Regions from separate parts of the Homo sapiens genome. Here region 2 is linked to region 1. A link is an interaction called in ENCODE POLR2A ChIA-PET data of the cell type or tissue named here. Cell type or tissue: MCF 10A. All regions are shown on one strand. Region 1 overlaps EPN2 (epsin 2). Region 2 holds the start of MFAP4 (microfibril associated protein 4).

What was found. ChIA-PET counts read pairs that join two places held together with the same protein. Peaks named below come from ENCODE experiments on the same cell type or tissue, not always from the same donor. Only the 100,000 strongest peaks of a DNase experiment are listed, where the experiment ranks them.
Region 2: POLR2A ChIA-PET joins it to region 1 with 5 read pairs; 7 of 35 experiments call an interaction of 5 or more read pairs at or near these places.

The regions. Positions count from the first base shown.
Region 1 is chr17:19,246,609-19,251,608 of GRCh38, forward strand. All of the region lies in intron 1 of EPN2 (epsin 2), which reads left to right. Among named protein-coding and RNA genes, the nearest start is that of EPN2, 12 kb to the left of the region's middle. In MCF 10A, no CTCF peak of the experiment used is centred here; no DNase peak of the experiment used is centred here.
Region 2 is chr17:19,384,608-19,389,607 of GRCh38, forward strand. It overlaps MFAP4 (microfibril associated protein 4), which reads right to left and starts at 2,583. Exons shown (of 6, transcript NM_002404.3): 1 at 2,543-2,583; 2 at 2,153-2,231; 3 at 1,703-1,857; 4 at 751-847; 5 at 492-674; 6 at 1-102. The coding sequence starts at 2,548. RefSeq lists enhancers at 871-1,416, 1,417-1,962, 1,963-2,508. In MCF 10A, no CTCF peak of the experiment used is centred here; DNase peaks (open chromatin) are centred at 2,034 and 3,494.

The sequences.
Region 1 (5,000 bases):
ACTCTTTAAGACTCTGAGGTGAATAAATCAATGTGAGCAAAAAGTTGTATTAAAAGGCCCCTTCCGCCCCCCCCAAAAAAATATCCTAGCAATAAAGGGACGCAGTTGTTTTGTTTTGTTTTTTTTTTCCCCCCTGAAAGCAAGTCCTCCCTGTGTGCCTTTTTTTTTTTTTTTTTTTGAAGCGGAGTCTCGCTCTGTCACCCAGGCTGGAGTGCAGTGGCGCGATCTCAGCTCACTGCAGGCTCCGCCCCCGGGTTCACGCCATTCTCCTGTCTCAGCCTCCCAAGTAGCTGGGACTACAGGCGCCCGCCACCACGCCTGGCTGATTTCTTTTTGTATTTATGGTAGAGAGGGGGTTTCACCGTGTTAGCCAGGATGGTCTTGATCTCCTGACCTCGTGATCTGCCCACCTCAGCTTCCCAAAGTACTGGGATTACAGGCGTGAGCCACTGCGCCCAGCCCCCTGTGTGCCTTTTTGATACTCAGAGCTGTCCTGGGATATAATGACTATACTATGGATGACAAAATTTGGGAAACATCTGATTGGAGAAAGAATTTGTATGTCACTTTATGAGAAGCAGCTGGGAGATGTAGAAGTATGGGCATTTCAAGGACAGTTTCATGACTGAGGCCAGTGTCAACCTGAAAAATATGGAACACGTGATCTAGAGGCAAATAATGGTTATAAATGAAATGCCACCAAGAACTTAATCTAATTGAGAAGACAAAGTTACTATTTGTGAGACAGAAGCTAGCAGTTTGTTGAGCCATGATTTTGATTCTTTGTCAGGGGGTCAAGAATGGAGAAAAAATTTAGAAGTCAGGGAAGCTATCAGGAGAAGGTAGGATTTGAGCTGGACCTTGAAGAACAAGAAACAGTATCCCTAAGTGGAAGGCAGATGGGAAGGTATTTCGGATCTCAGGAACAGCAGGAGTTAAAGCTTGAGATGGGATGGGGTAGGTGCTTGAGTGTGTGCTGGCTCCTGCAGCTGGTGACGGGTGGATGCCTGCTGGGAGCAGTGAGCTCCCAGGTGGCCAGATGGCCACTGGCTCTGATGAGACAGCAGCCTTGGGGTTTGGTTTTCTGGGTAGTAGGGAGCAGGGTAGGTCTTGAGTGGGTGCCACCTCAAGTGTTTGAGAAGGGGGCCCTGCGGAGTAATCTCTGTGGGTGGGGGCCTGGCCCAGACTGGCTTCCTGAGACTGGCTAGATAGCAGTTCTAGAGATGGAGAATGAAGAGAAGCCAGAGTTGAGTTGTGTTTAGGGAGTAAAGGGGGCCTCAGTGCTGGCTGGGAAGTTTGGATTTGACTCCCTGGGAGCCTGCAAATCATGTGGCCTGGAAAGCTAGAAAAATGCCCATGATGGGGCCCTACCCCAGACCAATCAAGGGGGAGCCAGTAATTTTTAGAAGTGCCCCCAGTTAATTCTCATAGTCTGTGTGGGTTGAGAAGCTGAGCTGTGTGCTTGGAGGAGCCTCTGGGAGTGTCAGGGATTGGAAGGGGAAAATTGAAGCCAGAAGAAGCCTTTGAAGTAATGTGGTGCGGGGACTGGGTTCCTGAGCTATTGTAGAATGACTGTGGATTGGCTGGTGGAATCAGGGCTGGAGAGGAACTGGCAGAAATGATCACCCTGGCTGAAATACGCCTCTAAGCTACCTTGGTAAATAAAGAAGGACAGCTTAGTAGAAAGTTTAAACAAGGGATGGGCAGAAGAGACTGTGATCCACCTATTTGGCAAGCCTCCTTTCAACCTGCATTTTAGCCACAGAGCAGGCACAGCAGGTTCTTATCTGTTCTCTCAAGCTTGCTAGCCAAGTTCCTCCCCACACCCTAAATTGTAATGACTGCAGCAGATGGTACATGTAAAATTTTAAATTACATTTCTTTAATTTTATTAAAGATAGTTGTAATGTGGAGTTACTAATTTAGATAGATTCAGTTTATTAGTCAAAGTCTAGAAGTGGGATTTTACATGGTACAGTTAATGCATGTCACAGTGTCATTGTAATATATGGTATTTCAGTCAAAAAATGAGTTTATAGTCCACTTCATTTATTCTTTACTTAATGCTTATTGAGCACATATGTATTATGTGCTGTTGGCTGGGAACGCCTGAGTGAATAAAATTTAAGTTCCTCTTACATTTCAAAATAGTTTTTGGTCTGCAGATGGTGGCTCTTGCCTCAGTAACAAGTAATATTAGCTTTGGGAGATAGCTGGGGGAGGGAAGTTTAGAAAGTGGTGTCAGACACTAGAATGGAACCTGGGAACCAGAGAAGGCTTCGAGGAAATAGTATGTGAGTCGAGTCTTGAAGGAAAAGTGGGAGTTCTCAGGGACAGAGATGAGAGGATCCCTGGCCGAGGGAGCTGCATTATGCAGAGGCCTGAGCTGAGCAAGGAGGGCGCAGAGGAGGAAGAGCTGGACATGTGGCAGAGGCCCAGCTGCCTGCTGACCAGACTCTCCAGGCAGGACAGGCGAGCTTGGTGAGGTTTGACTCATGGGCTGTGGTTTTCACGTAGCCTTTTGGCGGTGAGTGGGCAGGACTGTGGGCCTTCCACCCCACCTCTAATCAGAGCATCTCTGTGCTGGTGAAAGTGGGGAGCTAAAAAGAGCCCACTTGAGAAGTGTTCCTCTGCTGTTGAAGAACAACCGAAGTTATCTGGAGCTGCAGTGAGCAAGCTGGCACCCTGAGGGTGGCTGGGAGGGAGAGGTTGGAGGTTTCTTCCAGAGGACCTGAAGAGCCCTCACTTTTTTCTGTTTGCAGTGAGATGGATGTTCCCTCCTCTACTCCAGGCCAGTTTCCCAAGGCCTCTGGGTAATGTCTATGTGATTAAACAGTCTCTTGGGAATAGAACTCCTTTCAGTTAAGCAGCTCTATTTTCCAGAAATCCCTGGATAATTTTATGACCATGTGGTAAAGGTAAGGGACCTTGCGTTAACTTGGGGTGAATGTCAGAGAGCTGCTGTGTGCTAGGCTCCGTGCTGGGCACCCAGGAAATAGTCCTTGCCCTTGACTCTGCCCAGTCTGGACTAGAAAAGTGGTCCTTAGGTGGATTGAGCTCACAGATGTGTTTTGTTTGTGCCTCTTTCTAAACATTGAAATTGGTTGCTCTGTCAGTTTCCTATGGCTGCTGTGACAAATTGCCACAAATGCAGTGGCTTAAAACAATGCAGTTGTATAGGCGGGAAGTCCGACACAGGTCTTAATGGGCTGGGGTCATGGTGTAGTTAGAGCTGGTTCCTGCTGGAGGCTCTGGGGGGGAACCCGTTTTCTCTGCCTTTCCAACTTCTTGAGGCCTTTTGTGTTCCTTGGCTCGTGCTCCTTCCATCTTTAAAGCCAGCTGCGGTTTTCCACTCTTTCCCACGTGGTTTCTCTCTGACCCTGACTCTTCTGCCTCCCACTTCCACTTTTAAGGATCCTTGTGATTACGTTGGGCACACTGAATAATCCAGGATACTATGTTTTAAAGTCAGCTGATTAGAAACTGAATTTTTTTTTTTTTTTCAGACGGAGCCTCTCTCTGTCTCCTAGGCTGGAGTGCAGTGATGCCTATCTCGGCGCACTGCAACCTCCGCCTCCCTGGTTCAAGGGATTCTCCTGCCTCAGCCTCCCGAGTAGCTGGGATTACAGGTGTGCGCGACCATGCCTGGCTAATTTTTGTATTTTTTAATAGAGATAGGGTTTCACCATGTTGGCCAGGCTGGTGTCGAACCCCTAACCTCAAGTGATCCGCCTGTATCAGCCTCCCAAAGTGCTGGGATTACAGGCGTGAACCACCATGCCCTGCCTAGAAACTTAAATTCTAACTGCTACCTTAATTCTCCTTTGCCACAAAACCTAACATATTCACAGGTTCTGAGGTTAAGATGTGGTTATCTTTGGGAGGCCACTATTTGTTGGTCATAGTTGCCAATATTAAAAACAGGAGATCTTACATAGCCTCCTAGTCTTGCAGCTTCATTGACAAATCAGAACACTTGGCAGCCTGGGGCCTGTACTGTTGCCTGGTAACAGTGGGTCAGAGCCAGTGTCGGCGCCATCTCTAGTTGGGGCTTGCGGGTGCCAGTTCTCCACAGACTTCCACCCTCCACATGGTGCCTGCTTATTTCCCCTGGTTGTCTGGTCCCTGCTCTGGGGACACAGGGGCTTACACAGAGTCCAGTCAGGGCAGAATCCCCAACGCAGGGTGGCTGAGTTTGTCTACCTTTCTGTTCATACCCTGCTACTTGCCCCCCTGCACCTCCCCCCTCACTTACTGCCTCTATACCCTTTCCCTGAAGCCTCTTCTGCCTCTGCCTGGCACACACTGTCCCTCCTCCTCTCTGTGCCCTTCTCTCTCTGACCCAGGGCTCTACATTCTGCAGCATCTCTGGTGCTATTTTAGGTGGGATTGTTTGTGCCATGATTCCTTGTCTCTTGTCCCCTCCTTTTCTGGCACCCAACACTAGTACATTCTGATGCCTTCCCTTTTATGTCTTGCATTGGTGTTTGTGAAAAGCAAGTCTTTATAGTGTACCTTTAGAGCAATATCCATTAAAAACCAGGATCACACAACAAGCATGTAGTTGAACATCTGTGTGCCTTGCACTCTCCTAGACATTGGGAATGCCATGGGGACTCCTGCCCTACCTCTAGTTCTAGAAGAGGGATAGGGGAAACAAATGGATAGGCAATCACAGTGTCAGCTTCTTACTGCATCTGGAGAGGCAGGATCTTGCTTCCTTCAGCTCCCAAGCCTGGAGGTGAGCTCTCTTTGCACTGTGTGTTGGGTGGGGTTGTTTGTGGGGCTCTGTTAAAAGCGTTTCAGTGGAAGATCCCTGAGTTTGCAGACATCGCCTGGACCCCCAGCTTGTAGTTGAATTTTTTTTTTTTGAGAAGTGCAGTTGTGTAATCTCAGCTCACTGCAACCTCTGCCTCCCAGGTTCAAGCGATCCTCTTGCCTCAGCCTCCTGAGTAGCTGGGATTAGAGGTGCACGCCGCCACTCCTGGCTAATTTTTGTA
Region 2 (5,000 bases), 140 kb after region 1:
AGAAGGCTCCTGAGGAGAGAGCTGCGCAGTTCTGCACAAAGAGGTCCTGGTCCCGGTCGAAGGTAGAGAACTTCTGGCCACTGTGGTAGGACAGGGAGTCACCTGGCAGAGGAGAGAAGGGTTGGGGCTGCTGAGGCAGGGAACTGAGCCCCGAGCTGGCCGGGAGAGGGTGACAATGACGACTGTGAGAGATATCACGTGGCAGCCTGGCGGGATGGGGGCACCCTCCCTGAGCCAGATGTTGGGTTGATGTGCTTCTGCAATGAAGAGAAACAGCTGCTCCACCACAGAGTTGCCTGGAGCAGGGCCAGGATGGCTGCTCCCCAGGGCTGAGGCCCAAGCTGGTTTGAGCTTGTTTGGAGCCAGCTGTGGCCCTTCCAGATCCAGAAGGGTTGAAGGAGGGGCCTGAAGGAGGTTGGGGCTGACTGGGCAGGGCCAGCCCTGCCTTCTTTCCCCTCACAGCCCCTCCCAAAGCTAACAGCGGGTTATACCTGCCCCGCCATCCTCAAAGCCTGCCACAAAGAGGGTGTAGCCATCCTCCTCTGCGCTGACCGCGTTCGGGGAGATGGAGAAGTCAGCGTACTTGGCATAGGCCGTGTTGTTCTCAAAGTCCTCCAAGTCCACTCGCAGCTCATACTTCTGCTTCAGTGTCAGGAGGTGCATGTTCTGCAGCCCTGGGGAGGAGGGGCAGCTGGTCAACAAGGACCTGGCCCTGGGGCAGCCCCTCAGCCCACCTGGTCCCTGCCTTACCCAGCCAGTACTCTCCATCAGCACGGCCGAAGCCCAGCTTGTAGTCATTCCAGCCGCGGAAGAAACTTACTGAGCCATTGAATCTCTTCTGGAAAACCTGGAGCAGAGAAGATGAGACTGGATCATCAAGGGTCCAATGGGCAAGGTTCTGGTCCTGCCCTGCCCACCTCAAGCATGGACCCTGTGATGCTGTGGCCAGTTTGTTAAAGGACTGGGTTGGGGGTGGGGAGGGTGGTGGGAGTGGGGTTGCTAAAACAACGTCCACATTGGCACCAGGCCCCCTGTGGAGCAGTTGCCAGCACCCACCTGGGCTCTTCATACCCAGTTTCGTATAGAGGCAGGAAAGAGGCTAAGAGGGAGGCGTTCTAGAGTTCGAGTGCCTAGCTGTGGGATCTGGGCAAGTTACTTCACCTCTCTGGGCTTTAGTTCCTCACTACTTCCCAGGATTATTGTGAGGCTTATGTGCATTAACCTACCTCAGCTGGGCGCGGTGGCTCACGCCTGTTATCTCAGCACTTTGGGAGGCTGAGGCGGGCGGATCACCTGAGGTCAGGAGTTCAAGGCCAGCTTGGCCAACATGGTGAAACCTCATCTCTACTAAAAATAAAAAAATTAGCTGGGCATGGTGGCACATGCCTGTAATCCCAGCTACTCGGGAGCCTGAGGCAGGAGAATCTTTTGAACCTGGGAGGTGGAGTTTCCAGCAGTGAGCTGAGATGGAGCCACTGCACTCAAGCCTGGATGACAGAGTGAGGCTCCGCCTCAAAACAAACAAACAAACACCTACCTCAGGCACTTAGAATTAAGCGTTGGCAGCTGCTCAGAAGCTGTGCTGTGGGTATCATTATCCCCATTTTAAAGATGAAGAAACTGAGGTTCGCATATGTGAAGCCCAGGGTCACAGGGCTGGGATTAGAACCAGCTCTGGCCTCTGTTCCCTCCTCCCACTCACCGTCCACTTCCCGCCCTCGGTGGTCATGTCACAGAAGACGGGCACAGGCACACTGGGGCCCGAGGGGTAGATGAGGTACACGCCGTCTGACTGGTAGCCCTGGGCATAGATGTCGTCACAGTCCAGGGGTTGCTGAAGGCAAAACCTCTCCAGAGCTGGGGGTAGGGACATGGGGACAGTGAGGAGAGTGGGACTATGGCATCACTGACACCTCAGCACCCCAAGGTTTGCCTCAGTCCCTGGGGCTGGGGGACTTTGACACAAGGAGTCATGGAAGATTTCTTCAAGGGAGATGAGCAATGCTTATGTCATCCATCTGCCCCATTTTGTAAAGGAGGAACCTGAGTCCTGCAGAGCTGGGGCTCGGCCCTGACAGTCTGTTCTGACAGTCCAGCCTCTTCTTGCACAACCTGTGGGCCAGGCCGCGTCTGTGAGTGTGGGGCTGCTTACCATCTCCTCGGATCCCGGAGACCTGGGGGGCACACGGGGGCGTGGAGAGAAGCAGCAGCAGCGGCAGGGCCAGGAGTGCCTGGCGATGGGCAGACAGGGTCAGCACAGCCCCTTCCCAGCTCCAGAGATCCCCTGTTCTCTTTGCATTTGCCCCCACCATGCATGCACATACTGCCCTTGCCTGAATCCCTCTCCTGCTATTTGGCCCCTCTTCCCTGCCCCCCCACCCCGCCCGCCAAGTAACCCCACTCTCTGGGACGCTGTGTACCCTCATAGCTTACGAGTTTCAAGAGAACTCCTTGTGCCTTCATAGTGCCCTCTGTGGCCAGGGGCCTCTGGAGTGGGCTCAGTTCCCCCATGCTATGAGTCCCCCGACCCTGGGCCCCGTACCTTCATGCTGTCAGTTCTGCTCAGAGTGGCTGGGTGTCTGCGGCCCCAGACTGCAACCGCCCAGAGTTATGCGCTGGGCCCCCGCCAGCCGCCCCAGCCCCGCCCCCCTTCCCGTAGCTGCAGAACCCCCCTCTCCCCACCCCAGACAACCAGCATCAGTTTACACTATCAGGGGGCTGGGAGGTGGGGCTGGAGCCAGGGGACCACCTGTGTCTCATTAGTCCTGTCGGGCAAAGTACTGCAGACGTTAACTCCCTGCTGGCTCCAACTGTTCCCTGGATCCCACTCCATCCGCTATCCGCCATCTGCCACCCACCCTGCTAGACCTGTGGGCCCCCTGGCGCCCCCAGGCAGCCCCAGCCCGCCGCAGCCTGCCCCCTACTTCCTGATGGGCCCCCCTGCAGATGTCTGTTTATTCTTTCCCCTCCTTCCCTGGCCTGTGTTTCATCAGCCATTGAGGGGGAGGGCTGAGGGAGAGTGGGGGTGTCATATGCCTGGCTTCTGGGGACGGGAGGCCTGCTCTGGGGGAGCAGAAGGCTGAGGGGACAGTTTCAGAGCTCCTGATGTGGGAGCCTGGCTGGGGCTGGTGGGGGGACAGAGGCAGCAGTTTCTTGGCAGGCCTGGGACATTTCTGAGCCATGAGCACAAGGCTGCTGGCGTCCAACTGCTCTGTCTGCCCCAGCTCAGGCCAGGGCCCCTCTCCAGTCCCCCTCCCCAGCCCCCCTCACTCTGGCCACCTCAGGCCCACTCTTTTCCCCTCCCACAGTTCCCTGGCCCATCTGGCTCACATGCAATAGGTATGGGACCTCTTTTGTTTCTCCTCACTCCACCCCTCCTTTCTTCTTCCAAACCCTTCACTTTGGCTCCCACACCTCCCAGATTCATCTGAATCTCCCTACTTCTGGGCTCTCTCCTCCTATCCTTGGCACACTACCAGGAGAGTTGTTCTAGATGGCCTCTCAGATTATGTCACCCTGCTTAAAGCCTCATGGCTCCCTATTGCCTCAGGGCTGAGGCTAGGTTTCTCACCTTGGACATGAAAGGAATTTCAAGTCTGTCTCTGGCCTACCTTGAGGACCTTGTCCCTTATTGCTGTGACTCATAAACTACAGTGCAGCCACTCCAGACTTTTCACCATGGAGGTCCCCACTCTTTTGTGCTGCTCCTTGTGGTGCCCGCTCATCTGCCTCCTTTTGTTGGCCATAAGGGCCAGTGAGCAGGGTGTGTGTCTCATTTCTGCATGCTCAGTGCCCATCACAGAGCCTGGCACAGAGTAGGCTTGATATGTACATGCACAGTCACTTACGTATTTATATCTATATATAGATAAGATACTAGAGTCAGGGCCTTGCCCTGTTGCCCAAGTGCAATCATAGCTCACTGCAGCCTCAAGCTCCTGGGCTCAAGTGATCCTCCCACCTCAGCCTCCTAAGGAGCTAGGACTACAGGTGTGCCACCACACCCAGCTAATTTTTTAATTTTTTTGTAGAGATGGGGGGGGTCTCCCTATGTTGCCCAGGCTGGTCTTGAACTGGCCTCAAATGTTCTTCCCACCTTAGTCTCCCAAGAAGCTGGGACTACAGGGCCAGCACACCTGGCTCACAGATATCTTTTGAGCGCTGTGTGCTATAGGCTATGCTGGCTGCTGAGGATACAGTATCTGCCCCACAAGGAGTGGCAAGCACAGGTTTTGGACAGTGAATTGCAAATGTAAGGTGTATTACAAAAGGACATTTGTGTTGAATGGATGAACAGATGAAATATTCAAAGGCAAAGTGATGAGGCAGCTCTGGCTTAGGTCCCATCTCTCCACTCCTGAGTCAATAGATAAGCCCCTTGGCAAAGCCCCAGTTGGCCTCCCTGACTTGGTTCTGTGATTGCCTCTATTCATAGTTGTGTCTTGTGTCAGGCTACCTCAGTTCAAATCTAGATTCTGTTGCCTGTTAGCTGGGTGACCTTGCAAAAATTACCTAGTCTCTCTGTGCCTTGGTTTCCTCCTCTGTAAAATGAGGATAGTCATAGTATCTACTTCATAGGGGTGTGGTAAGGATTAAGTAATACATATCAAGTTCCTAAAACAGTGCCTACAAATGGCAGCTATTTAGTAAATATTAGCTATCGTCATCGTCATCATAAACATCATGATTCTCATATGAATGGGTTGTCTTCAACACAGCTTGTATGCTTGCCTGTGGAAGAGACAGTTGGCTGGCTCTCAATACTCGTTCTTCCCTTAGTCCTCAGTAGTAAGATCCTGATTTTTATCTGGGCTCATTGTCCAGCCTCCCTTGTAGCTAGGTGAGGTCACACATCTGAATTTTGGCCAACAAGATGCCAACAGGTATGTTGTAAAGGTAGGTGGCTTGTCCCTCTTCATCCTGCCCTCTGTCCTGCTGGATGTGATGGCTGGAGCTCTAGCTGCCACCTTGGACAGTGGGGATGAGGAAGATGAGGCCTC